7 separate regions of the Mus musculus genome follow, and regions 2, 3, 4, 5, 6 and 7 are each linked to region 1. The links are chromatin loops, found by intact Hi-C in ENCODE. Cell type or tissue: heart. All regions are shown on one strand. Region 1 holds the start of Gtf3c6 (general transcription factor IIIC, polypeptide 6, alpha). Region 2 holds the start of Cdk19 (cyclin-dependent kinase 19). Region 3 holds the start of Ddo (D-aspartate oxidase). Region 4 has its middle 41 kb from the start of Slc22a16. Region 5 holds the start of Cdc40 (cell division cycle 40). Region 6 overlaps Cdk19 (cyclin-dependent kinase 19). Region 7 has its middle 11 kb from the start of Ddo.

Region 1 (4,000 bases):
CACGGCTTCTCGGGCTTCGGAAAGCCAGCGAGCTGTCTACCGGCCTCCCTCCCTCCGTCCGCATCCCAGACTCCCTTCCCCACCCAGGGGTGGCTCAACCAAGACCGCCCGCGCCGCAGGCCTCTGACCCTCGCTTACAACCTCCTCTAGCTCCTCTTCCTCCTCCTCCAAGTCCTCCCAAATGGGATCCACTGCCGCCGCCATAGCGTTCGGAGACGCCATCACTGGCCACGCCCCCTGTGGATGCCATTTTGGATACGGGCAGCGGCGTCCGGCTTCCGGCCAGAAAGCAAGATGGCGACGCCAGGCTTCCGTAAGTGGGTCCCACGTGGAGACTCGACACGCTCCGAGCTTCGGGAATTTAGGGTATTTAGCCCCACTTTGAAGAACGTGGCTCATAGAGCTCAGGCTACACTGAACTCAGTAAGTAGCTGAGGATGAGCGTAATCAACTGCCTCCACTATAAAACAAAACCTCACGTTTATTGTCTGCCGAAGGAGACTAGAGGATCAATGGTGGCCTCCACTTTTCATCCCAACATCTAAGGACGCGGGAGGGAGAGGATTAATGCAAATTCTAGGCCAGAGTGGCTACTTAGTTAACACAAACCCAGCAGTGACGCTACTGGGACAGGGTGGAATTCAGACCGCAGAGGACACAAATCAACACCCATCTTAAGTAAAACGCAGCCTGAGGAGCCGCACCCACCCTTTAAAACTGGTCCGGAAGTGATTTTCTTAGGATGACTGAAGACACTGGCGTGTGATTGGCTATTATCCTCAATATGTTAATTATGAACTTGATTCTGAGTTAGTTTACAAGTCATAAGTATTCAGAATGAGTTTTTGTTTTTGTTTTTTTTTTTTGCAAAATAATATACGAACACAGCTTCGAAAGTGCATGTGTATGGTATTCCTTAGGAGAATATTACGGGGTTTTCGCGGGGGGGGGGGGGCGGGTGGGGAATGTCACCATTAGTTAAAAATGTGCTGTCAGAGGTGGCCTCGCGGCGGCTGGCAACGCTAAACTAAGACTATACTTTCAGGGATCATTTCTATAGTTTGTTACTAGAGAAGTTTCTCTGACTGTGTAGAGCACCCGAAACCACGAGGAGGAGACAGAGTGTCCTTTCCTGAGCGTGAAGCCGGCTTTTAGTGCTGCATTTTGCAACTGCTATCTGCCATTGATGATCGTTCTCAACTCTCTTGAGGGTTGAGAGGGAGAGGACACAGTCTGAGTGGTTTCTTTTATATTTAGTTGAAAGTTAGAGTAGATGCTTTGGTCCTGAGCTACTAAATGGATATCTTTCCTCTTGTATTTTACATGGCTTATACTGTGTAGCCCGGTCATTCCTCTCTGTATGGTCCCAGACGACCTCCAACTCAAGTTCTGCTTTCTGCCTGCCTCAGCCTCCTAAGTGCTGGGGTTTAGGGTGTTCACTACAGCCTGGCTGACCTGCCTTTCTTGTTCTTAGTATGAATGTAGTTATAATGTTCACGAGACCATTAACTGCAAGAAAAATTTTAAGTGCTTATGAACAACAAAACAGGAAAGAATTTTGTCCTATTAGTAGTTGTGTGTGAAGTAAACTTAGGTCTTCTGCAAGCATGACTGAAGCTCCTTGCAGAGGAAAAAAAAATCTATGAGGAAGGCTATTAACCTGAACTAGTAAATAAAGAATATTAAATGTGATAGTGGTCGCAATATTAAGACACTGCCACTAGGAGGCGACAAGTGATTTAACAATCTGCTCCTTCTTGCTCTTTTACTTGGAAAACTTATATGAGAATTTTTATTTTCTCCTTTTTGTTGTTGTTGTTGTTGTTGTTTTAGTTTTTCGAGAGGGTTTCTCTATGTAACAGTCCTGGCTGTCTTGAAACTCGTTTTGTAGACCAAGCTTTCCTCGAGCTTACAGAGAGCTTCCTGCCTCTGCTGGAATTAAAGGTATACACCACCATACCAGGCTTAAAAATATGTTTTATAGCAGAGTTCTTGTAAAAGAGCCTTTAGAGGTAACATCTTGTCTCAGAAATGAACATTTTGCACTTACATAAGAGTAAGATACAGTAAGTTTTTGTTTTTTCTGTTTTAAACTTGTACTTTACTTGTATGAGAAAATGAAGTGCAAGACTCGGAATGTAGCTCAATTGTAGGGCCTGGAACCTTCAAAACCCTTGATCCTTTCCTGGTGGTGATGGCCCACGCACTCAGGAGTTCAAAGGCTAGCCTGGTCTACAGAGTAAGATCCAAGACAACCAGGGCTACACAGAGAAAAACCATCTCTCTGGGGGCGGGGCGGGGCGGGGCGGGACGGGGCGGGAACTACAAAGTGCAGGATAACTTTGGCTTCAAATTTCAGCTGCATCACAATGTGCTGAAAGGCTTCTCCAGATCTCTGAAGCACTGCAATCTAATTCTGGGAAGTTCAGTATAGGACAGATAGCAAGTGTGCAGGTTATACTGATGCTCTGTTCTAAGGAATTCAGTTGAAAAACTCTGATAGAAAATAATAGCAAAGAGCCATTTGCAAGCAGCCATGTACAACTAAATACTGAGAGATACTAAGCATCCCAGCTCGATAGAGAGTAATAATAGCTGTGAAAATAAAATGTAATTCTTTATTTTTATTTCATTATTTTTTGTGTGTATGTGTATAGGTGTTTCACCTACATTATGGTTTGTGCAACACACATTCAAACAAAAATAGCTGGGTGTGATGGCACAAGCAATTGTGATGTCCCAGCATTTGGGCAGATGGATGGATGAATCTCTGCGTTTGAGGACAGACTGGTTTACATAGTGAATTGCAGACCAACCAGCCAAGGCTTTGTAGTGAGGTGCTGTTAAGAAATAAAAAAAGGTGGAGGAGATCATGAGATTTGCATATGATGCCAGCATCTATGATGAAATTTCTCTGATTCCCCCCAAAGGGATGTGGCCCAGTTAGCAGAAGCCCTGACGCTGGAAGCCCTGACTCCATCTCTAGCTCCACACAAACGTTGCGGTGGTGCTTACCTGTTTTCTCAGAACTCCAGAGGTGGAAGGGGGAGGGGAGGAGAAGAAGCCATCACAACCATGTGGTTGTGAGCCACCATGTGGTTGCTGAGCATTGAACTCAGGAGCTCTGGAAGAGCAGTCAGTGCTCTTAACCGCTGAACCAAGCCTGAAAGGGCTTATTTTTAGGTCCCAATTTCAGGTTATAGTCCATCTTAGCAAAGAACAAAGAGTAATGCTGAACAATTGGAAGGACCATCCCGGAGCTACATCGCATACGCGTATGTAAACGTTTTCACCTTTTAAAAGTTTCCTCTGCTGTTAAAGGCACGTCTGTGGAAACGTTTGGGAAATACTGAAATATTAGGGGTCTTGTTTTTGGGGTTTGTTTTGTATTTTTGTTTTGTAAATGATGCTTGGTAACTTGGCGGGGAAGGTGAAGGACTGTCTTGTCAAGTACTCCGGAGACTGAGGCAGGAGGATCCAAAATTCAAGGTCAGCCAGGTGATTTAGTTAGACTCAGTCTCAACATAAAAGTAAAATGAGGAGATAAATCTCCCTGGAGGGTATTAGCATTTGTGAAGACCTGGGTTCAGTCCCCAGCACCAACAAATAAGCAAGGAGGTGAAGCTTGGAGTATCATGTGACCTTTGTAGCCACAGAAGTACACCAGGGGTCAGCAGCCTTGTGTTGTGGAGTGGGATCTGGAGGACTGGGCTTCTAATTGGATGCAGAGGAGCAGATGAGGGGGAAAAAAAAATCCAGATTATTGGTATGTGAGGGTGTGGTAGTGTATGCCTCTAATCCCGGCTCAGGGTACTGAGGCAGAGATATCACAAAAAGGTTAGGCTAGGAAACTTATCCGAAGCCTGTCTGTAAAATAAAATACATGTATTAACTTCTTGTTTGTTTGTTTGTTTGTTTTTGTTTTTTTTTTTTCCAGACAGGGTTTCTCTGTGTAGCCCTGGCTGTCCTGGAACTTACTCTGTAGGCCAGGCTGGCCTCG
Region 2 (4,000 bases), 91 kb after region 1:
GGAGTCCTACACAATGAAATCGAAAGGCCTGATGATTGAAGCTCATGACATACAGAGAGGAACAAGAATTGGAAGTTTTAGTAGGTATTGGAGATAAATGAAGGAGAGGGAAGGAAATAAAGAGGAAATAACAAGTCGATTCTTTGTTTAGATGGTCTCCCCAGCAATAATGTTGTCTATGGATAGCTTAGCTGCCTTTTTGACACAGACACCTTATCAAATTTCCCTTTTAAATTTAATCTTGTTATAAAATGCTGCCTTTTATTTTAGGTAGTGGAAGAGAGCTGAAACGCGCGTGTCGAATGGATCTCAATTTCTTTTCGGTTTAAAAGCCATCAATATGCAGTGGGTCACATTTTTAGTAAGGCACTTTCTAAGTTCTTACAGTACTACTTTGAGGTGATGGGTTCTGAGCCTCAGACACCATAACGAATCAACGTCATGAGCAAGATAAATACCTTAAACCCCTAGGTGAGCCTCGCCATTACTGTAAAACACGCTTTACTACCCAGCAAAAACGATTGTTTTTAAAACGCTGCATTTTTGCAATCTTCCAAGCGCTTTAATTGTTCTCAGACAGATGGCTAAAGCTAGGCTACCGCACCCGCATATGTTAGGATAAAACCGACTAGAGCGCCAAGAAAAAGATGATTGGCTGTGGGCCGTAGAAGTTACACGGTTCCCCTAGCAAGAGCTGGGAAACCGCTGAATCTTCAGGTTTTGAAATACGGTTTTTGCATCGTAAAGAAAGAAGATTAACCTATCAGGAAGAACCGAGCACATCCAATTACCAATCAAGAGCGGGAAAACAGCCAAAGCCGGAGATAACCAGGCACCAAAGCGGACGTCACTCTTCAGTCTCTGCCAATAAGCCGAGGCAAGGGGCGGGGCAACCAGAGGATCAATTGCCCAAGAAAACAAACAATGTGTAGTACAACTGTCTAAACCCCAGTCCTAAGCTCCGGATGCGCCGGAATGAGCTCTAGAGCAAGGCTCTCGTGAGGTGCTTCCCGCTTTTCTAGCCTAATGACAGTCAGGGCCGGGTATCTACTTCCTAGCTCAGCAAAGGTGTCCTTCCCGCCAGCTCCCACGGGCTCGCAAAAATCCCGCTGCAACTTTGCGCTACAGTTTACAGGAACAGCAGTCGCGCGCTGAGGGGGTGGGGCGGCGGCAGAGCGCAGGCGTACATGCCTTGTGGAGGCGTGGCCCAAAAGGCCCCAGGAACTCTGGGAACTGTATTCCCCGCTCCCGAGGAGGTAGCACAACTCACGAGCCCTCTTGAACTACATTTCCCAGAATGGCTCGCGACCTTGGGGCGGGACGCTTGGTTCCTTAATGAGTTCGAGAAAGCCGCGGCGCGGCCCACCAGGTTCCAAAACAAGGAAATGAAGGGAGGAGGCGGGACTGTAGATGCCTGCGGGAGCCGCCGCCGCCGCCGCGGAGGAGGAGGAGGCGGAGGAGGTGGCTGCCGCGGCCGCCGAGGAGTCCCTTGCTGAAGGCGGACCGCGGAGCGGCGGGCGGCGCGCGCGCGCCCGAGCGACGGCTGTTGGAGAAGTGGAGCGGCGGCGGTGGAGGAGGGACTGAGTGGCGGCGGCCCCCGCGTCCCGGTTTCTCTATGGGGGAAGCAGACAATGGATTATGATTTCAAGGCGAAGCTGGCGGCGGAGCGGGAGCGGGTGGAGGATCTGTTTGAGTACGAAGGGTGCAAAGTGGGACGCGGCACCTACGGGCATGTCTACAAGGCGAGGCGGAAAGATGGGTAAGAGCGCGAGCGGGGAGTGGGCTCGTCCCGTCCCCTCCGCTGCGGAGCCCCGGAGGGCTGGGTGGGTCGGAGCTCCCGGGACGAGGCGGCGTGGGTCGCAGAGCGACGTCCCGGGGCTAACTCGGAGGCACTGGTGCTGCCGCCCCCCGCTGGCCGGTCGCGCCCCTCGAAGTCGTACGGCGCAGCCCCGTCGGGGGCGTCGGTCCCGCCTGGAGTCGCGGCTGCGTGATTAACAGCGGGCGGCGGGTGGAGACCGCGCCTGGAGGTGGAGTTTAGGGGTCTGGTCCCCGGGGACCCTCCGGAGGGCTTGGCTGAAGAGTTACCGGTTTGGCCCTGTGCTGGTGACGGTAGTGGTGGAACTTCCAATCGGCGCAGCGCCTTCCCGGGGCGGCGGTTTGAAAGCTCGCGGGGGCGCCTCCTGTCTGGTGGCGCAGCGCTTGGGGTCCTGGCTGGCCCCTTGGGTCTGACTTCCTTGCCAACCCAGACTTCATCTCTGATGTTTACCTGGGGACTTCCCGATCCTGCTCCCGATTCCCACATTTTAATATTCTGAATTCAGCACTCTGAAGGTGGACCCTGGAGAGAGATAAATTGTATATTACAAGATTTAAGTGTTCTCTGGTTGCTTATCTTTCCTGCCTCTTGGCTATCTTAGGTATAAGATATATCTTGGCTATCTAATTCCCCCCAACCCCCTTTAAGATAGGGTATCTGTGCGCCCTGCTTGGCCTGGAACGGAGAGATTCGCCTGCCTCTGCTAATCAGGTACTATCATTAAAGGCGTATGCCACCAAACCTGGTCCATTTCTCTTTTCTTCAGGAAGAAATCTTGATTTCTTCAAGTTCTTAGCCTCTGTCAAATGGCTGTGAGCTTTGGTAGTGTTTATTGAGAACCTAGACCACCAAGAACAGAAAACGGAGTGACAGGCTTGAGCCTGGATTGCCGTTTCCTTAGTTGAGGGGATCTGTAGGAATCTCTTGGGAAGTCTTTATGGATTGTTATATCAGTAAAAGACAAGTTGATAAAGCATCGAGAATGTCCCCTTCGGGCCGGTGGTCAGACTGGCTTGTAAGAGCTGGCCCGGTGGAACCAAACTTCAGGCCTGGGAATGGTGAGTTTAAAGCCAGTTGTCACCTTGGCTCCTTTCTGGAAGGAATTCCTTTCCCTTAGGTTCTGTAACTTAGACTCAAACGATTGTCAGACTATACAAAAGGGAGACTTAAGGATTGTGATGGGGCATTTTTGATAAGCCGGATTATCACCATACCTCAGATTTAAAGTGCTCCTTGGGGCCCCTCCTTCCCAGTGCTGTGATTTGATAATGTTGGTGAGGCGCTCCCGCATCAAAGTAAGCAGTGCTCGAGCTACTTTTCTAAGAAGAAAGCCAGAGCACAGTCGTACCAAGTGTCTCATACTCAGTACCTGGAAAGTTACAGGTACTGTCCAGAACTCAAGGATGATGGTTAATCGCTATTGCAGGTAGACCTGTCTAGGCCAAGCTACTCAGTTGTCTGAGCTGTTTCTTTTAATTACCACATGTCCTCGAGTGCACACCAGGGGCTGGAGGGTACTGTAATTGACTTGCACTCTGTTTTTGGCATAGCCACTCTCCTGATTAAATTGATATTCCAGTGGGACTCTTCACAGGGCTGTTTGGGGAAAGCAAATCCAGTGCTGTCATTTGGACACTGTGGTTCCATTGTTGGGCTGGATTTTCCCGTATCCCCAGGGACTGTGCTAACGTTGTGATACATGTCATCTAGAATACACAAAGTTTTCATTAAAAATATCTTAAAATATTTTCATTTGCCCTGAGTCTTTGAGAACTTTAACAATTCTGTTTCTGAGTCACATAGACTAGATGGGATTACAACAGAAACAGTTTCCGCTTCTTAGTTTTCACTATATAATAAGGATATTGATTAAAATACACTTATTCTATGAGTGAAATTGGTAAAGTAGAGTACATAAAATAAGGTCAGTTTTTGTATTTTCAAAGTAGAATTAAAACAAAACAAAACAAAACAAAAAACCAAAACACTTAGAGCTAGAGGCAGGCATAGATGGATCTCTGAGTTGGAGGCTAGCCTGGTCTACAGATGGAGTTCCAGGCCAGCCATGGCTACACAGAGAAGCCCTGTTTCAAAAACACCAACAAAACAAAATAAACCAACCAACAAAAAACCACTTAGAATATGAAAATATATTTTCAGACCATTATATCACATGTTCAGACC
Region 3 (4,000 bases), 370 kb after region 1:
TGCCTGCCTGTGGATCCTGTCCAGACTCCTAACTTGGCTGCCTTGGTTGACCTCAATGGGAGAGGATATTCCTAGTCCTGCGGTGACTTGAGGTGTCATGGTGGGTTGGTACCCAGTGGGGACCTCACCCTTATCAGAGATGAAGGGGAGGGATAGGAGGAGGAGTGGTGTGAAGGGGGGACTGGGAGGAAATTGGAGGTTACGATCAGGGTGTAAAGTGAATAACTAAGAAAATTAATGGAAAATATAAATAAATAAAAAATCACACACACACACACACACACACACACACACACATACACACACACACAGAGAGAGAGAGAGAGAGAGAGAGAGAGAGAGAGAGAGAGAGAGAGAGAAATCCTTAAATCTTTTAAAGTCTTTGAAGTGTTCCTTGACAGAGGGACTACTCTATAAGCAGTTCCTGATTTTTAGCTGTGTTCAATAAAATATGGATAATAATATAAAATATGGATATGGGTAATAATAATAAAATATGGATATCACCTGGGATATAGTGCAGTATACATTTGGTTTTTATTCTCAAATCCTGATAGCTCCTAAAACTCTTAGCACCTTGAGGGTTAGGAGTGTCTTTTGTATGCAGACTCATCGATTTGTTGACGATGGCCTCTGCCGTGAAGGATCCTTCCCACAGAAAAGAACAAGGCATAGTTAGAAGGTAGAGACTTTCAGCATCCTCCCTCAGATTCTAGGGAAGTGAGATGTATAGCCAGTCACATCTGTGGATGTAAGTCAACATAAATATCTAAAAGGACAGGTGTGGTGCTTTGAGTATGTTTGGCCCAGGAAATAGCACTATTAGGAGATGTGGCTTTGTGGGAGATGGTGTGGCCTTGTTGTAGGGAGTGTGTCACTGTGGGTGTGGGCTTTAGGACTCTCATCCTAACTGTCTGAAAGCCAGTCTTCTGTTTGGCTTCAGAAGAAGATGTAGAACTCTCAGTTCTTCCAGAGCCATACCTGCCTGGATGCTGCCATGTTTCCCACCATAATGACTGAACCTCAGAACCTGTAAGCCAGCCCCAGTTAAATGTTGTCTTGTAAGAGTTGCCTTGGTCATGGTAACTGTTCACAGCAGTAAACCCTAACTAAGACACCAGGGTTAGTGGTTTCTTTGCAGCCTTTATATCAGACTAAGCTCTCCTGAGTTCTACGAGGTACTGCAGCAAACGAATTGAACCCAGTGTGGGCAACCTAGAACCCCAAATTTGTGGTGGGACCCAAGGCACAGGGCACAACCCGAGGTTTGAGATATGCATCTGACCTTTGATAAGGGGTAAGTCTTAAGACCTGAGCCTCCAACCTGTGGTACCAGATACCATCTTCAGGTAGAAGGTGCCAGAATTGAAAGAGAATCCTGCTGAACCGGATGTGTCTGCTGGAGAGTCTGCTATATTGGTTGCTGGATGTGTGTGGAGAAAGAACCCATTCCCCTAGACACAGAACTGTTCCATTTTCTGTGACTTTGGGATTGTGGACTGAAGGGACAATGCCCTTTCTTTTCCATTTTGACACCCAGACAGCCTTGTATAAAATCGTACCTAGCTGAGCTCACCAGAGGCTCATGGCCACATGCAAAAGGAATCATCTTTCTCTCCTTTTCAGATGGGAAGACAGACTGAGACAGCCTCTGACTTGCTCAAGATAAGATAGTGAGGACCCTGCTTTGACAAAGAGGACCTCTGCTTGGCTGAGAGCATGCATAGGGAGTCTGCTACACAGAATGGCCTTTATCACACAAGAGACCATGGGCTTTTCCACATGTCTTGGAGCCTCGGTTTATATCTGTAGAATAAGGAGGATACGTCTCATTTCACAAGAGAATGGTGTTACGTGGTGATACAGTCATGGCTAAAGCGAAATCTCTTATTAGTATATTAACGTGGTTAATATTATTCTATTAAATATTATCTGGGCTGGAGAAATGGCTCAGCGATTAACACATGTAATTGCCAGCACCTTCATCAGGTGGCGCACCACCACCTATAACTCCAGCTCCAGGACATCTGGTGCCCTCTTCTGGCCTCCATGGGCACTGCGTGCATGTGAGAACAACATGCAATAGACCACAGACCAACAGACCACAGCAATTTAAATGTAAAACAAATCTTTAAGATATATTATAGCTATTGTGATACAACCAATTACGTCTCTAGAATCAAATGACTTTCAGGGAGGTTTAATGTGGGCTTTTCCTACTACTGAGCTGTGTGTGTTTCTGAGGAGGTGACACTCAGCAAATACCAGTTCCCTTCTATAAATATTTGGTTCATCCTAACTTATTTTCTGAATAAATTTTCCATCTGCCACCAGGCCGGCATCTCAGCTATCAACAACTCTGAACAATGCGGCAGGGGAAACGAGTGCTTGGTTCTAGCTGGGACTTTTTGGAAGTCAGACAGACCACCCATTTATTTGCCATGCAAACAAATCAGCCGGAGAAACTCCAGGCTGGTGGCAAGCTGAAGTTCTTGAAAGCCAGACAAAGACAGGTCATAGAGGACGAAACTTCCCCTGCAGGCTTGGCAGAGAGGCAGTTCCACAGAGCTTACACGTGCCTCTCTCCTGGGGAGTCAGAGGCAGACACTGTGGCATGGACCAATGGAGGGTAAGCTTAGAGAGAGTGTCCTTAATAATTTCCCCAATGGGAAGGAGTTTTGTTTTCCCTGTCTCTTAGGAGACCAGGCTAACAGGTCACTGGAAAACAAGTGTTGGTGCCAGGACCTCCGGTGGATACCAGACTGCTTTTTCAGAGACAGGTATTTGAATCCTCACTCTTTGCTCTAGGGTCGTTCTGTATGCACTCTGGGATTTTAGGGGTGTGTCTTGGTGGGGTTGGGGCCAGAGATTGATAGGTCACACTATATCAGGACATGCCCTATGTTTCTGGCTCTCTTTCCACTCCACTGGCAGCTGGTTATTCTTAGCCACAGATTGCTTTTCACCCTAGTGTTAACTTATTAGAGCTGTGGCGCAAGGCTGCTAGATAGGCAACTAGTAAGATCATGGCCGTCTGTCTTCTATTACCTCCTCTGGAAACAAGTCCAGGACCTCCCTCTCCCAGCCTTCCCCACTGGACTGTGTCCTGCTGGGAATCTTCTCTTGTCTTTCTTCAACCCTGGCAGTCTGACATCTCAGCTCACCTGCTCAGAAACGCACACGGCTCAGTTGGAGGAGAAGCGCACATTAAACCTCCCTGAAAAGGCTTCAAGGCTCACGGAGTGGGAGTCAAGTGGAGCTAGGGAGGAGGCAGAGAACCACTCATAGCCAGACCTCATGATGTCTGCCATGGCTAACCTCACCTGGCCTGATGCCCTGTTCACTGCCTGTTGCAAGAAGGGATTGTACCAGGGGTGGGTGGGATTTAGGCTAACAACACAAGCAGCTGGCTGAGAGAACTTTACCCCTAAGGAATGGCTATAACTAACTGGAATAATTACGTTTTGTCCACTCTCCTTAATCTGGAATTGAGCCAGATAGAGGGAGTTGGGCATGGAGCACACATAGTAAGACAAAGAAGTGAAGGCGGGCAGGAGGCTGACAGGTCAGCACCAAGTAACAGATTCCTGCTGCCTCTGCGGAGAGCGTGGAGGACACTGACATCTTTGCCCCTCTCTCTACCTTCCACACAAGATGTCAGCCTTGGGGTGCCTGGCGCAGGCGCCTGGTATCTACATTTTCCCTACATCCTCCCACAGGGGATCTATTTGGGAGACAGCCTCAGCGGCCTGCCGTTTACTACTCAAAGAGGCTAATAAGAATTCATTTGGTGCTGTCTTCAGGTGAAGGCACAGAGGCTAAAGGACCGCGGCCATTTCTTCCTGTTATGCAATCATCTGTGGCAGCCAGACATGACCTCTGTGTCTGCTCCCTAGAGTCCCGGGAGCAGAAGTCACAGCTCGGCTGCTTCCCAGGACTAGCTTACCTCCTCAGCAGTCCCTAGAATGTGCCCATAGGGAAAAAGTTAGGCAAGGGCACT
Region 4 (4,000 bases), 270 kb after region 1:
GGAATGTTGAGGGACAAGGACCCTGCCCCCTCAGCAACATTTTCTGAGTACCTTCTGTATGTGGGTGTGGTTTCTATGAGTTCAGAACCCACTTCCGGTGGGGGCTTCCAGGCTGCAGAAGAAAAGCGGGACATCGGACATGGTATTGCCCTGGGGCAGCTTTGTGCAGAAGGTTGCTATGAACACAGGAAGTGCTGCTGACACACAGTTGCCCTTGCAGAGAGGACTGAAGGCACACGTGAGCAGGCGACCAGCACATTCTTTCAGAGTTAATAAAGTGGCTAGAAAAAACGAGGTCTCCCACATTTTGTATTTCTGTAAAGAAAAAAGGTGATAGTGTGGATCATTTTACAACTGTTTGGGACACTTTTTGTTAAAATAAAAGTTACAGTATATGCGTATGCACCCTGCTCTTATGCAGTTCTGTTTTACCAGCCAGCAGCACAGACCCAATAGGAAAATTTTAAGTTGGTAATGTATTTTTTAAATGGCTGATAAAAACAATAATTAAAAGGGTAGGGCTCAAGGGCTGGGGCAGGGGGTGGTAAGGTACTTGATCTTCAAGCACAAGGACAGGAGTTCTAATGCCCACTACTCATGTAAAAGCTGGGTGTAGCTATGTGGGTCTGTAACTGCAGCCCCTGGCATTGACAGAGGCAGAGACAGGTGGATTCTGTGGACTTGTCTGCTGTGGGACTGTGATAGGCAGTCTATTTTGGTTGAATGGGGCTTGCTTCAGCAACCCAGTAGGAAACTCTACAAGGGATGGAAAAGCAAGCCATGTTCCCAGAATTTGGTGCCTGAAACCACAGAGCCTCCAACTCCATAAAATTCTGTGACTACCAATCACACAGACAATGCCCCAAGCTTCTGGCATTCTGGCTAGACTCCACCCCAACAGTTACCTGACTATAGCCAGGTATGCTCCTCCCCACAGTTACACAGTGATAGCCCAGCCCACTATAAGAGGGGCTGCTTGGTCCCTCCTTGCTCTCTTTAAGCTTTCACCTTTCTTACTCTCTTCTCTAGCCCTCTTTCTCTCCCCCCCCCGCCACCCCCCCCCCCCGCATGTGTCCATGGCCAGCCTCTCTCTTTCTACCTTTTCTCCTTCCCCCTGCCTTCTACAATAAAGCTCTAAAACCATAGACTTGTCTCTGCTCATCAAGGCCTGCCGTGCTTGAACGATCGGATAGGCTTTCTCCTAATGAGCCATGTCTAAACTCCCGCTGGACAGTCTTCCTGCACTCCAGCCCATGTGGGAACCATCAAGCGCCTTCTCCCCTTGCCCTCTGCTCACTTCGGCCCTGGGGCTCAGGGCTGTCCCGGGGTCCTTATTCTGTTCTCAGCTCTTCTGAGGTTTCCATTGGTGTATGGGATACCCGAAGCTGGGAACCTGGTGCCTAGGACTGCCCCTTGTCCACCACCCACAGAGCTGGGGTCCATGGCTTCACACAGCTAGACACTCACCCAGGGCTGCGTGGAAAGCGTGCGGCAGTCCTCCCTCATCTGCCCACCCAGAGCACCGGAACTCTGATGGGACACGGGCTCTCTCCCACTCCCCTCTTCCCCCCACACCCACAGCCCCACAGTCTTCCAGTTATTCTGGCCAAAATGGTTTAAGCTCCACCAGGTTCGTGAGGAGCCCCATCTCAAAAACTAAGCTGGAGTACACTGGAACACTATCTTAGTTTAGGTTTCTATTGCTGTGCGCACTGGTTTGAACAGGTGTGGCTCCCACAAACTCATGTGTTTGAATGCTTGACCCACAAGGAGCGACACTATTAGGAGATGAGTCCTTGTTGGAAACGTATGGCCTTGTTGGAGGAAGTGTGTCACTGTGGGGGTGGACTTTGCCAGTCTTCTCCTGACTTCCTTTGAATCAAGATGTAGAACTCTTAGCTGTCTAAACATTTCATTTGTAACAGAAGAAAATTTGAAACAAACGGGGAATGAACACACTAATCAGCAAGATTTGGGACAATTTGGGGCTGGAGAGATGCTCAACAACTCGTTGCTCTTCCCTGGGAACCCAAGTTCTGTTACCAGCATCCACTTTGTGGCTCTCATCGATTCATAAGTTAAAAACAACCTTTAAATAAAAATTGTGGGGCGGAGAGATAGCGCAGGCTGCTCTTCAAGAGAATTTGAGTCCAATTCCCAGAATCGTTTAAGGTGGCTTTTAACTGTAACTCCAGTCCCAGGGCTTCTGATGCCCTCTTCTGGCCTCTTTGGGCAAAGCACACAAGTGGTACACAGGCATAATGCAGAAGCAGGCATTGAATTCCTGAAACTGGAATTACAGGGGTTGTGAGCCACACGAGTGGTGGGAACTGAACCTCCTAACTGGTGAGCTATCCTTCCAGGCCCATCTTTTTCTTTTTCTTTCTTTCTTTTATTTTTTTTGTAACGTGTCTGGTGGCTTACAACTGCTTATAACTGCAGCTCTTGGGACTCTAAAGCCCTCTTCTGGCTTCTGTGGACACCTGTGTACAGGTGGTACACACACATGAAACAAAAAACAACATACCCTTTTCTTTAAAAGAGTTGAAAGTAGGTGGGGCCACGGCTTCAGTAAACTATGGATTGGGTTCCGAGACTTTACTGAGAGATCCACTCATTTAACTAACGGACACTGAGAGCTGAGCCACGCTAGGCCAGCAGGGGAGACATGATTTTGGATGGACAGGTGAGCTCATCTCCTCATGAACCATGACCCAGGAAGCTACGTGTCACTGTCTATCCCAAGAATATCAATGAGAGAGAGGGGGAGGGGTGGGAGGAGAATACTCAAACTAAAGAAGTAAGTTGTAGGCAGATGGAAGACATTGTTTTACAACCTGGAATAGATGCCCACATTCTTCCTTGAGTTCTCCCCTTTTTGCTGAAGTGATGCAGAGCTAGCTGCTATAAGACTGGGTGGACTTAGTCCCTAATGTGCACGAGGGGTCCTGGATGAGAGGCTCTACCAGCATTCCTCCCCCTCCCCTATTCTGCCTCAAGACCTAGTTCTCATTCTCAGGAGTGACTGGAGGAGGTGGTACTTTCAAATGACTGAGAAGAAAATCCCTCCCATATATTAATGCTCTCATAAACCTTTTAAACCACCCTGTCCTTTTCCTCATTAAAGACTTCCTTTTCCTCATTAAAGAGAACCTTTAAAGGTTCCATGCAAGGTGCTAAGTAAACCAGAGTTGTACAAGGCATACTAAAACACCGTGTGCTTGCGCCCTCTGTCCTACAGCTGGCTGCAGTCCAAGAGTGAGCCCCACGGGATCCTGTTCAGAAAATGCTATGGCTTTCTGAATTGTGAAACAGCCATTTCTAAAGTGTGTGAGCTCACTATGGCTCTGTTTGGAGTCCTGAATTTTCAAGAGCTGTTGCTTCCCCATGGCACAGTTATGCCCCAAAGCTCCACTATCCAATGCTGCTGTCATTACAGTATCCATTTCTGTCTCTTCGAGGCCCTTAATGGTTTTTAGAAAATGTATTTTTGGTCAATTCAATTTTTTCTACCTAAAAAATAAACAGTTTTCACGCAGTTTATTATTTCGTTCTCCCACTGGAAACAAAGCAAGACTGGCAATCATTAATTATAAGCAGCCCTTGCCCCCTCCCTCCCCCACAGAGATGCTACTTTCTGTTAAAGACTAGTTAACACCCAGCAGCCACAGTAGCTGAAAGAACCTAGTGGGGAAACCCCCACTCAATTCCCGATTCTGCGTGCACCCAAGAATCACGAATAAACAGACCATCTTGATGTAAATACACGAGGTAGTTTAATGGCGGAGCTCCGGGTGGAAATGTATCTCACTCAGGAGACAGTGAATTCAACCACGAGGCTTGGAAGCTAGGGGTTTTTATAGAAAAGGGGCTGGGGCTGGGGGAGGAATTGGCGAAGGTTCACATGATTGGTTCATTTAAACATCAGCAGGGAGGAATTGGTGTGGTTTCACATGATTGGTCCATTTGAACATCAGCAGACTGTACATGCAGATAACAT
Region 5 (4,000 bases), 630 kb after region 1:
AAAAACAAAACAGTGCCTGGCCGTGGCTCACTTCTAGTGAGGGTACAAATTCTAGTTTGAAAGTCTTGATCCAATATTATCTATGCTCTGAACTTATAACTGATCTAATAAGGCTACATCTTAGTCTACAAATTCAAACTTTCCTCCTCTCCTGAACTAATTTTATCCGACGGAGATAGGAAGGACAGGGGTTAGTGGAGAGCTGCTCCGTACTTCTAATCGTCAAGGAGGATGTGGGAAGAGATGTAAACGCTAGTTACATACTTCTCAGCGCCAAGGTAGACCAGCCTCTAACCCGAGACGAGCTGAAAGCAGTTCCTGAGCTTATTAGTGTCCAAAACACTTACCTTAACTGCCACCTCCGGAGCCGAGTCCACCGCCACGGTCAGAGAGAGCTTGGCTGAAGGCGATTTGGTCAAGTGCATGAGAGAGTCCGCGGCTGGCAGCGGACACCGACTGCCCTCACTGTCCGAATCCGATTCGGACCCCGAGCCCGAGCCATACGAAGCAGCTAGAGCTGCAATCGCAGCCGACATGACTGCAACAGATACTCTCTGCTAAGGCCAGGCCAAGGCGGAAGAAGCAGCGTCTCCCAGGTCCTGTCAGATTGTCATGGAACTCGATATTTACCTCCTTTAAAAAAAATCATTTATAACTTCTCGAAAAAAACTTTATTATTGAGATAACTGTATCAAAACTTGAGATTCACAAACATTTATCTAAAGAAGCACAAGGGATTACAACTATTTGTAACTTTCAGGACCTCGTTGATTAAAGACCCAGTCCTGAGATGTGTTTGAAGCCTCGAGGACCTTCACTCCCGGCGTACAGTGCGGCGAGGAGCTCGCGGCACCATGGGAAATGTAGTTTGGAGCGAGGAGGTGGAGCCCGGCAGAGGGGGCCTGCCTTCGACCCCGCCCCCAAGAGGATGCTTCATTCAATTGGATGTCATCTTCCCTCATTCCCGAGCCCAGCACCGTTCTCTCCGGCCCCCTCCCCCAAAGTGCGGATCGGGCAATACCACAGAGCCTCAGGACAGGGGGAAGCGCCGTCCTCTTGCCCACGGACGGGTAAGTGGGTGGATGCTCATTCTCCCACCATGCCGCCGTACGCCCTGCAGGGTTCGAGGGGAGAGTGCGAATCCTAAGTTCAGAGACCTGGGACCCGTCCGGTGCAGCTCCGGGGAAAGGTCGTGAGGCCAGGCGGAGAGCGCCCCGCGGCTCCCCCTGCTGCAGGCGCGGGTCCCCGCGCCCGGTTGTGGAGCGTCGCGCGGGGAGGGGGCGGCGCAGGGCAGCGGCTGCTCGCGGTGTTGTTCGCTCGCGCGTCGAGCGCACCGCGGCTCGGGCGAGCAGTGGGCGCCCCCGGCGGCATTCCCGGCGGCCCGGCGCCTCAGCCAGTGCCCGGCGCGGCTTCCATCCCGCAGCCCGACGCTCCCGAGGGGCTCCTGGTGGCGCCCCAGTGCGGAGCCGGACCGGCGGCAGCCGCCGAAGCATGTAGAAGGGGTACGGCGCGAGCCCCCCACGGTTTCGCGGTGAGCACGAGTCTCTCAGGATTTTGTCCCTTTTTTTTCTTCCCGGGGTCCTGACGAGGGAACTGTTCTCCACCGACCCGAGCCGAGAGGGGCGTGTGGATGAGCCGGGGTCTGCAGCGGCGGCGATGGATGGGCGCGCCGCCCCCGCCCCCATCCCGGGCTCCCCCGCGCCCGCCGCCCAGCAGCCCGGGCTGCGCGTGGAGGACGAGGCGTGGGATCTCGGGCGCGGGGACTGGCCCGAGGCTGCTCTGGGTGCAGCATCTGCGGCTCTCACCTGCGGCGCGGGGTTCGGGGCTCCGATCCCGCCGCTCCGCCCTTGTGCATCGGCGCCGGCGAAGGCTGCAGCCAGTCGCGGAGCCCTCGGCTCGCCCGGCGTGCCAGCGGTTCTGAAAAGCGAGCCCTGGCCGCGGGTCTTTGCGCCGCGGCTCTCTGCACGACCATGGTAAAGCGAGTGCGGGCATCCCTTTATATTCCAGTTTGGAAGAGAAGGCAGAGAGGGTGCTGGCTCTTTTGATGCCTGGAAATGGGGAGGTTCCTCGGGCAGAGTTAGGGAGACGCTTGCTGGGCTCTGATGTCGGCAGGACTCGCCCATTGTGCCACCCAGATAATTATTCAACTATGCAGCATCCATTGCACCTTTCCCATTTTTCTTTTCCCCTAGCTACAGCATGCCCCCTAGCTTCCGTAGACACCTTCTCTAGCACTTGCGGATGATGAACTAGAATAATGGTGAAAAGAAAGCTCATCGGATCCCAACATTCACGACCTGCCCTGTGACTGACTAATTAATACCTAGCTAGAATAGGTACTTTAATTCGACTCATTCTGACCCTATCCTTTACTATACAAAATGTGCCCGACATTCTATTTACATTTTTTTCTTGGTGTTCACATTAGCTAAGTCTTTATTTTCAGTAATCGGTGTGATTAGTTTATTAGTTGTTCAGTTGTACAAACATCCATTGACATTGTAAATTTAATTGGTAAACTTTCATTTTTCTAATTGTTGGGAGCCGCATAACACAAGTACAGATGCAGTCCCATTTGGAACTCACAGGAACAGTTTATCTTTGATCTAAGTTTCTGTTAGGGAAAGTATTTTTATTTATTTTGAATATTTGAATAACGTACTTATATATAAAATTTTCCGTTTTAATAAGAAAAGTTTTGTATTTGTAGAATATTTGAACATCCGATTTACTAATCATATCTTTCATTTGAATGAGAGGGAGGATTTAATATGGGAGGAGAAAAACTCCCTAACTTGGATTTTAATTTTCACTTAGTTCTTTTTAAAGTATATTTTATTGCCAGTTACAGTTTTTTTCTTTTAACTCTTATCGACATGGATATGAGTAGATCCAGTTTTGAATACCTTAAGGACAGAATATATCTCAAAACCTTGGGAAAAAAACATAGCTACTTACTACTTAAATGATATCATTTAAGAACAGCCTATGAGCCACTAGAAACATCTTTTCCTTTTTATCGGCTTTCCCCTCTTTATGTGTTTAAGCTTGTTTTGTTAACCCTTTCGATACGAACAGAATTGTACACGGACGATGCAAGTGTTTGGAGGTGCAGGGATTATTTAATTTGTAAAGGGCATACATTTAAGTTGACGGTGTAGAATCATTTTTTTTTTTTTTTTTTTTTTTGGCTAGGAAAGACCTTGCAATTTACAAAGTGGACATCTTGCCTTGGTTTCCTAACATGTAAATGGAAACAATACTCTTATGCCACACAATAGTATGCGTTAAATCAGAGAAGATATTTTCCCAGTACTTTTAAACTAACTTTAAGTATTTTAATTAATCGATGAATCATGAAGAGGCTTTGGTATGCTTTTCCACAGGGCCTGGGAAGGGCTGATTTACATTTGAGTTTGCTTTGGCCAGATGGCTTTAGCTTGAATTTATTTCTCGTTTTTTAACTATAGACTTAATGCCTACATATAATAATTATATAGTTAATACTGGTGAAAATAATTGGTAACGAGTAGAATAATGAGTTAAATTTGTGAAAAGTCTAGAAAATATTGAAGATCTCTTAATTTAGAAATGGTAGTTAATATATTTCATAATTGTGATTACTTATAAGATGCATTGAAGGTCAGCTTTATTGGTTGGATTTCTAAATGGCCATATGTTGAGAGACAGCACATTGGTATAGTATAATACTCAATTTATTTTTTGTTTAATTTTAAGAATAATTTAAGCTATCTTTTCCAAAGGCTTGATCTTCAGTAGAGATTATATTTGGGTTCTTATTAAAAGAGTAACTCCTTTACCTTCATAGCAGAAACTACTGTTGAGACTATATTATTATAGCTTTTATTAAGATATTAGACTTTTGGTTACTTTGTGGGAGGAAATCATATAGATGAAAAGTCTCTATATGTGAGTCTATAATTCATTAATTTATAATTCATTGATTAGCTGATTTGTTTTAGAATTATCTTAATTATAT
Region 6 (4,000 bases), 170 kb after region 1:
ATCCACATTTGCCTGATTTTCATCATTATAATGTAATGATTTCTAGCCTTTTAAATCTAATCATTGCTTAGTGTATTTCCGTAAGAGCTTCACATCTGCCAGTTTAGTTCATTTTAAAAGATTGAAGTTGGGCTGACTATACAGCTCAGTGGTTGCATGTCTGACTTTGAACAGACATTGAATATTTCCAACACCACACAAAAATATAATAAACATCACACTGTTAGCGTGAATATAATTTTTTAGCATTCATTGATTAGAAATAGTAGATGGATAGTAAAAAGACATAAATTAAAATTAGTTACTTCATTGTGTAAACCAGCCCTCTGTTTTCTCATAATGCACACGTAGGTTTCTTAGCAGACTGGGAATGAAGTAGTTTTGTGTAACAGAGTCAGTACAGTAGATGTTTCCTGAATTGGGTTCAGTTTAGACCAATGGTTGACTTCTAGTTACCTCTGTTAAAATCTCTGTGAGGTAGTTTAGAATGAAGGATGCACAATTGATTGATCGAGTCTAATTCATTGTGTTTATGCCTCCTCTTGAAGTGTCGTGAACCAGATAGCGTTTAATCATTTCTATTGGTAGTTCAGTGGTTATTAGTTACTAATGCAAACCCTTAGCTATAATTTATAAACAATGGTGTAATTTCTTACAGTACTTGGAGTGGTCACTCAACCATTTAGATTTAGAAGATGGCAGAGGGAGGTAGGGAGGGGGTGAATTAGAATGCTCTTGAGAATTAGGTTTTACTATGCAGACTCCATTGTATCTGTTTCATTTTTCATATTTTAACTTTGCATATTCAAAGTCCTGTTGATTTATAAGAAAGTTTTGAAGTTCTCATATGTAATGTATTACATGGAAGCTTACCTAAATAAACATACATCCTATCACAATAAGGGCGATGTGAACTTATTTATTTTAGACTTTACAGCTTAGATACTGCTCTCAGAGCAAGTATGTGCACAACTTGAAGTCAGAGAGAAGAGCAACCAGATTGTTCAGTAGGAAGAGAAGTAGAGCTCATGTAGCCACCGTAGTAGGAAGAGAAGCAGAGCTCATGTAGCCACTGTATTATGGTCGGCAGGCTCTCCTACTGCAGGGTTTCAGGCACCTGGGAGGCAGCACTGTGCTATTTTCCATCAGGCCCTGTTTCTTTAATGAGTACTTCTTCCTGCCTTGATTGGTTAGCTTTTTTAGGAATGGAAGTAGAACTATATCACTTTCCTTCTCCCTCCCTTCCTCCAGCTCCTCCCAGGTACCCTCCTTTCAACCTCTCCCACGCAACCCCCCCCCCCAAGTTGAAAGCCTCTTCCTTTGATTATTACTATTGTAACATCATCTTCCTTCTTCTTGGATATTCCCATATATATATATAACTATAATATACTGAGTCCATAGTAGTCCTTAGTTGCCTCTAGTTCTTTATCTGGAAGTGTGTGTGACCCCATGGGCTCTCTCCCCTTCTGGTTAAAATGCCTGTTGATCCTTGACATTTGACACTTTATGATGACTAATCTATTTCTAGAGGAGGCTGTTTCAGAGCACTTCCGGGAATTCTGGTTCTTAGGATCTTTCTGCCCCTCTTCTACAACGTTCCTGAGCGATGGCTCAGAACACAGGCGCTCTTTCTTACATAGTTATTATAGCTGCCAGGACTCACCATGTTCCATTGATGTCTGTACTGTGTCTGTTTGTAGTTTTCTGCGATAGTTTCCATTTCATGTAAAGTCAGGCTTCTTTGAGGCGGGGGTGGATGGAACTGACACTTGGTTAGGGTTTCAACTAAAGTACAGTTACAGCTCTCATTTATCAAGAATTTATCTTATGCTATGCATTCTACATAGATTATTGCATGCTTGTTTTTTTTTTAATGTTCTTGCAAGTAATGGTAGTTATGAGTAGAAACTATAATTGGTCAAGAGTTTGGCATTGAGTTTATATACTTAATCACTGTATAGTCATTTATTTGTTATGGGAGCCCGTGTAAGTAGATTATTCTACAAGATTCAGAGTTAAGGAGCTTACTTTGTGTCATGCCGCTAGTAAATCAGAGCTCACTTGCTTTTGTTTCTGCTTGCATTATATGTGGTGCTGTATTATGACAAGTGGAAGTGTGTATATGTGTATGCATAGTGGAACCTTGCATAGTTGGGCTACTGTGCTTATTAAACCTCCTTTCATAGTATGAGTGCCTCCTGCTGGAAGGTTATAATGTAGCCAATATGCTTTTGAAATGCTAGCTTTGAAAAAGCCAGTCAAAGGGGAGGGCATCTAGTTTCACTATTAATTACTAACAATCATTTTAGGATCACTCCCCACTGATATCAGGCAGTCCTCCTAATTTACTATAGAATTCACTGCTTCATTATTATGTTGTTTTAAATTTTATATACTCAGTACTTTCTAAAATAAAGTCATTGGAATGCTTTTACCCAAGAGAAAGTTTGATGGCCCTGTGAGTCATATTGTTATTTAAACACACACACACAAAGAATAGAAAGTTGAATTTATTTTGGGAAAAATAAGTTATTTGAGTATAAGAATTTTAGAGTCCTTTTTAAAAAAAAGAGTCTGGAACCCAAGGGAGTATTATAGACAACACGAAAGGCAATGTGGTAAAAATAGAAATGGGGAGCGTTATAGGCAGCACAAGGAGTGTGGGTGAAAATAGATATGCATGTTGGAATTGGCTTGGTAAAGAGTTCAGGGCTTCAGGAAAGAACTTAAATAGTGCTTTAGAGAAAAATGGTTTAACTTAGATTTTGTATGTGTTTAGGACAGTGAAAAGAGGATGCTTCTTTTTTTGTTTGTTTGTGGTTTTTTTTTTTTTTTTTTTTTTTAAAGATGTATTTATTATTTAGTATATGTAAGTACACTGTAGCTGTCTTCAGACACTCCAGAAGAGGTAGTCAGATCTCGTTACGGATGGTTGTGAGCCACCATGTGGTTGCTGGGATTTGAACTCCGGACCTTCGGAAGAGCAGTCGGGTGCTCTTAACTGCTGAGCCATCTCACCAGCCCTGTGGTTTTTTTTTTGTTTGTTTGTTTTGAGACAGGGTTTCTCTGTGAAGCCCTGGCTGTCCTGGAACTCACTTTGTAGACCAGGCTGGCCTTGAACTCAGAAATCTGCCTGCCTCTGCCTCCCAAGTGCTGGGATTAAAGGTGTGCGCCACCACTGCCCGGCAAGAGGATACTACTTCTTATAATTACTTGTCTGGAAGATGTGTCCATTGAACATCTTGACAAGGTTGCAGTGCAATCAGGTTACCACACTGAGTGTCTAGCAAGGCAGTTAGCGTTCGGTGTGTGTCACAGCCTACTTAACAGCTGTTTAAATGGATCTGAAGCATATTTGTGGTTGCATGGTATCATGTGAAGCAAATATTTATAGAACTAAAGACTAAAGTCCATTGACAAAATAGGATTTTTCCAAGAAGTAGGCCATGGCTCTCTCCTTTCATTGTATCCTTTCTAGATCACCACACACTGGGACAAGGGGAGTTTTAGAGAGGAAGGGCTGTCTTTAGGATAGGTGATGTTTCTTAAAATATCAATAATGTTCATTGTAAAAATCTTTTCAAAAAGTAAAGTGATTGTCATCTCACACGGTGAAACAGGTACTATTGATATTTTGCTATACATTTCATTTTGTAAATAAATTATTTTTATAGATTTTAGAATATTATATCAACATTGTAGCAATATGTAGCATTAAAAATGTATAGTTGGACTGGAGCTATTGCTCTGTGGTTAGGAGCATACACTGCTATTCCAGAGGACTTCCACTGGATTCCAAACCCCCTTGTCAGGTTTCACAACTGCTTGTAACTCCAGCTTCAGGAGATCTGATGACTCTTGTAGTCTTGTCCACAGACTCCCTACAATTTAAATTTTTTAAATTAAAAAAAAAACTTTAGTGTATATATCTGAACCTATAACATATGGATATACTGTAATTATCCATTTTGCTATTATTGAACACTGAGGTTGTTTA
Region 7 (4,000 bases), 360 kb after region 1:
CCCAGACATCCCTGAATAGAGGAATAGAAACAGAAAATGTGGTACATTTACACAATGGAGTACTACTCATCTATTAAAAACAATGACTTCATGAAATTTAAAGGCAAATGGAAGGAACTAGTAAATTTCATTCTGAGTGAGGTAATCCAATCACAAAAGAACACACATGGTATGCGCTCACTGATAAGTGGATATTAGCTCAGAAGTTTTGAATACCCAAGATACATTTCATAGACCACATGAAGCTCAAGAAGAAGGAAGACCAAAGTGTGGATACTTTGGTCCTTCTTAGAAGGGGAAAAAATACCCATGGAAGGAGTTACAGAGACAAAGTGTGGAGCAAAGACTGAAGGAAAGGCCATCCAGTGACTGTCCCACCTGGGGATCCATCCCATATACAGTCACCAAACCCAGACACTATTGTGGATGCCAAAAACTGCTTGCTGACAGGAGCCTGATATAGCTGTCTCCTAAGAGGCTCTTCCAGTGCCTGACAAATACAGAGGTAGGTGCTTTCAGCCAAATATTGGACTGAGCACAGGGTCCTCAATGGAGGAGAATGGATCCAAGGAGCTGAAGGGGTTTGCAGCCCCATAGGAGGAACAACAATATGAACCAACCAGTACTCCAAGAGCTCCCAGGGACTAAACCACCAATCAAAGAGTACACATGGTGGGACTCATGGCTCCAGCCACATATGTAGTAGAGGATGGCCTAGTCAGTTATCAATGGGAGGAGAGGCCCTTGGTCCTGTGAAAGCTCGATGTCCCAGTGTAGGGGAATGCCAGGACCAGGAAGTGGGTGGATTGGTAAGCAGGGAGAGTGGGGAGGACATAGGGGATTTTCGGAGGGGAAATCAGGAAAGGAGATAACATGTGAAATGTAAATAAAGAAAATATCTAATTAAAAAAAAAAAAAAGAAGAAGAAATCAGGACAGGAACTCAAGGAGCTGATGCAGAGGCCATGGAAAGATGCTGCTTAGTGGCTTGCTCCCCATGGATATGTCAACCTTCTTCTTATAGAACCCTAAACAACCTGCCCTGAGATGTTACCACACACAATGGGTTGGGACCTCCCTCACTGATCACTATATAAGAAAATTTCCCATAATTTGATCTTATGGATCTTTTCTCAATTGAGGTTCACTTCTTTCAGATGATTCTAGCTTGTTTCAAGTTGACATAAAACTAGGCAGCACACTGTTTGCTTGAGTTATCTTTTAATGTCTCTTAATGAAATATAATTTCATTCAAAACAGTCTTGCATAGTTTGGGTTATATTATATATGTATATATACATGCATATATATATATATATATATACATATATATATATATATATATATATATATATATATATATATATATATCATACATTTTGGGAGAATTTTGTACATACTTAGGATATGTTTTGATCAGATCTACCCCTATATCTTTTCCTCCAACTCTTCCTTTATACTCTACATTAATGTTTCTTCTTCCCTTCACTTCTTTTATTAAAGGCACTGAGTTCACATAGTGTTCATGGGTAGAGAGCCATCTACTGGAGCCTCATGGCATGTATTCTGACACTTTCCCTTCTACTGCAGCTATTAATTGCCAATAGCTAGGGGTTGGACTTCAAAAGCTTCTCTCTTAGTGATGCTGTGATTTTTTTTTCCAGCTTGGTCTTGTGCAAATCTTGTGTATGCAGTTACAGCATTCTGAACTCAGGTCTGCAATGGTCCTGTGGTCCAGAGACACTGTTTCTCAGAGGTCATCTGCTGCCTCTGGCTCCTACAATCTCTGCTTTCTTTCAAGATGATCCCTGAGCCTGGGGCAGGGGTGGTGGTAGTGTAATATACATGTCCCATTTAGGGCTGAGCTCTCTATAATTCTTTATTCTCTGCATGTTCACTAGTTGTGAATATTTTTATTGATTGTCATCTACTTCAAAAAGAAGTGTCTCTGATAAGGATTGAGAGATGTGCTAATCTGTGGTTCTCCTTTAGAATCTATGATCTAGACAGCCATGAGTTCTTGGTTTAGTTAACAGTATCAGGCATGAGTTCCATCCAGTGTAATGGGATGAAACCTAATCAATAAGTGTTTGGTTATGCCCCTAACATCTGTGCTACTACTATACCATTAGGCATATTTCCAGACCAGTTGTCATTGGTAGATTGCAGGGGTCACAGATGGGCAGGACTACTGAGTATTTTTGTTCCCCAGAAGTAGACACAGCAACCATATGCTATGTCATAGCAGCATGAAAGCCAGCCAGCAGAGATGAAGCTTGCAGGCTGACACCAGCCTGAAGAGTAATAAAGAACAACGGCAATAGCCTATAATGTTTGAGGTGACCTATGGGGCCCCCTAGATCAACAAGTCAAAAACCCATACCCAGTACAGGCTTTTTGTTTAACAGCCCATGGTGTCTGAGAGGGGCACTATTCTCCCCCCACTGGAATGGAACTCAAACTAATCTTTTTATTAATTACATTTATGCATTTCATGAAGCTTCTACAATAGCTGGTTTCCAGATGGCTTCCCCAAGGTCTTTAGTGTTTGTTTTCCATCCCCCAATCCTTCGTGTTCCCTGTCTTCCCATCCTCCACCTCACATGACCCTGGCTACTACTCTTTCCTTTTTGATGCCACCTGCTTTCTGCACCCCTCCATCCCTCAAAATTCCCCACAAAGGATCCTTACTTTACCAACCTACATGGAACTGCCAATTTAAACACATCTAAAGAGTCAAAGCTAGGATCCACTTCAAGTTTTGGCACAGGTGAGGACCCTCTGAAAATACTGCAGTAGTGCAAGGATTAATACCAACAACTGATACACGGGACCTCATGAGACCAAAAAAGCTTCAGTAGAGCAAAGGGCATGGTCACTGAGTAAAGAGGAAACCTAAAGAATGGGAAAAATCTTCACCAGCTATACATCTGAGAAAGTGTTAGTCTCTAGAACACATAAAAGAACTTTAAACACCAAAAAAAGCTCTATTTTTAAAAATAGGGCGTGTAACTAAATAGAGTTCCCCAAAGAATTATAGTCAGCTAAAAACTATTTTTAAAAATATTCAACATCCATAGCCATAGGGAAATGAAAATTAAAACCACTTTGAGATTTCATCTTACCCCAGTATTAATGGCCAAAATAAAAAACCAAAACAACACTAATCCCTCCCAAACAAAACAAATAAAACCAATTAACAGCAAATGTTGCCACAGCTACAGGGACATGTAGATACTTAGTCACCATTGGTGGGAATGCAAACTGGTGCAGCCACTAAAGAAAAGCTAGAATTAGATCCACCATATGACCCAGCTGCTCCTCTCTGGGCTCACTCTCTGAGAACTCCTGTCTTCCTGTAGAGACACCTACTCATCTATGTTCTCTGCTGCTCTAGTCACCATAGCTGGGAAATGGAAACAGCCCAGATGCTCACCAGCTGATTAGTGGATAATGAAAATGTTCTGTATTTATGTGGCTCTCCCTGCCATCAGGGATCATCGGCTGATACAGTCCACAGGGGCAAGGGGAAGAGAGATGTTCAACTGGGGATTAGGGAACTCTGGGTACATCCAGTGAATGATTACATCTGGACCAGCTTCAAGGAGGCAGATCAACTTTACTTGGGGTAAATAATATAACTTGGGGGACTAGGAGTAGGAACATCTGGGATAGGCAAAGGTCACTGGCTGAAGGCTTAGGGATTATGTTGCCTCATTAGCATGGGGAAGCTTTACAGGAGTCTCAGGGGCCAGCTGAATGGGTTCTTATCCCACTCAGCATCTATCGAGCATCGAGGCTGTTTCCAATCCCAGCTATGGTGACTGGAGCAGCAGTGGACATGGATGAGTAGGTGTCTCTACAGGAAGATAGGAGTTCTCAGAGAGTGAGCCCAGAGAGAAATGAGCCCAGAAGAAAGGAAGTTGAACCAGTAATCTAACTGGTAGATGTGTGTGTGTGTGTGTGTAGGGGGGTTTGAATTCCCCAGACAAAGTCAGAGA

The links. Hi-C counts contacts between places; a loop is a spot of excess contacts. Peaks named below come from ENCODE experiments on the same cell type or tissue, not always from the same donor. Only the 100,000 strongest peaks of a DNase experiment are listed, where the experiment ranks them.
Region 2: a loop joins it to region 1, with 7 times the contacts of the local background. A loop is called at or near these places in 19 of 42 quality-filtered maps.
Region 3: it touches region 1 in a loop (2.5-fold over the local background); 3 of 42 quality-filtered maps call a loop at or near these places.
Region 4: a loop joins it to region 1, with 6 times the contacts of the local background. A loop is called at or near these places in 41 of 42 quality-filtered maps.
Region 5: it touches region 1 in a loop (4-fold over the local background); 5 of 42 quality-filtered maps call a loop at or near these places.
Region 6: a loop joins it to region 1, with 2.4 times the contacts of the local background. A loop is called at or near these places in 4 of 42 quality-filtered maps.
Region 7: a loop joins it to region 1, with 2.4 times the contacts of the local background. A loop is called at or near these places in 2 of 42 quality-filtered maps.

Annotation. Positions count from the first base shown.
Region 1 is chr10:40,257,438-40,261,437 of GRCm38, forward strand. Gtf3c6 (general transcription factor IIIC, polypeptide 6, alpha) reads right to left here and starts at 275. Exons shown (of 6, transcript NM_026113.5): 1 at 142-275. The coding sequence starts at 222. Rnu3a (U3A small nuclear RNA) reads left to right here and starts at 1,031; the gene lies at 1,031-1,242. In heart, CTCF peaks have their summits at 1,077 and 1,717 (motif pointing right); DNase peaks (open chromatin) are centred at 254, 604 and 1,134; H3K4me3 peaks cover 1,468 bases; H3K27ac peaks cover 1,766 bases.
Region 2 is chr10:40,347,963-40,351,962 of GRCm38, forward strand. It overlaps Cdk19 (cyclin-dependent kinase 19), which reads left to right and starts at 1,346. Exons shown (of 13, transcript NM_001168304.1): 1 at 1,346-1,759. The coding sequence starts at 1,632. In heart, CTCF peaks have their summits at 1,931 (motif pointing left) and 2,135; DNase peaks (open chromatin) are centred at 889, 1,309 and 1,979; H3K4me3 peaks cover 2,976 bases; H3K27ac peaks cover 2,720 bases.
Region 3 is chr10:40,627,312-40,631,311 of GRCm38, forward strand. Ddo (D-aspartate oxidase) reads left to right here and starts at 2,700. Exons shown (of 5, transcript NM_027442.5): 1 at 2,700-2,780. In heart, a CTCF peak has its summit at 2,030 (motif pointing left); DNase peaks (open chromatin) are centred at 2,680, 3,290 and 3,920; H3K4me3 peaks cover 821 bases; H3K27ac peaks cover 1,409 bases.
Region 4 is chr10:40,527,619-40,531,618 of GRCm38, forward strand. No RefSeq gene overlaps it. Among named protein-coding and RNA genes, the nearest start is that of Slc22a16, 41 kb to the right of the region's middle. In heart, a CTCF peak has its summit at 2,218 (motif pointing left); a DNase peak (open chromatin) is centred at 123.
Region 5 is chr10:40,882,540-40,886,539 of GRCm38, forward strand. It overlaps Cdc40 (cell division cycle 40), which reads right to left and starts at 604. Exons shown (of 15, transcript NM_027879.2): 1 at 348-604. The coding sequence starts at 536. It overlaps Wasf1 (WAS protein family, member 1), which reads left to right and starts at 1,288. Exons shown (of 9, transcript NM_001379453.1): 1 at 1,288-1,531. In heart, a CTCF peak has its summit at 2,217; DNase peaks (open chromatin) are centred at 532, 892 and 1,752; H3K4me3 peaks cover 2,640 bases; H3K27ac peaks cover 2,188 bases.
Region 6 is chr10:40,427,107-40,431,106 of GRCm38, forward strand. All of the region lies in intron 2 of Cdk19 (cyclin-dependent kinase 19), which reads left to right. Among named protein-coding and RNA genes, the nearest start is that of Gm32234, 25 kb to the right of the region's middle. In heart, a CTCF peak has its summit at 2,205 (motif pointing left); no DNase peak of the experiment used is centred here.
Region 7 is chr10:40,616,632-40,620,631 of GRCm38, forward strand. No RefSeq gene overlaps it. Among named protein-coding and RNA genes, the nearest start is that of Ddo, 11 kb to the right of the region's middle. In heart, a CTCF peak has its summit at 1,541 (motif pointing left); no DNase peak of the experiment used is centred here.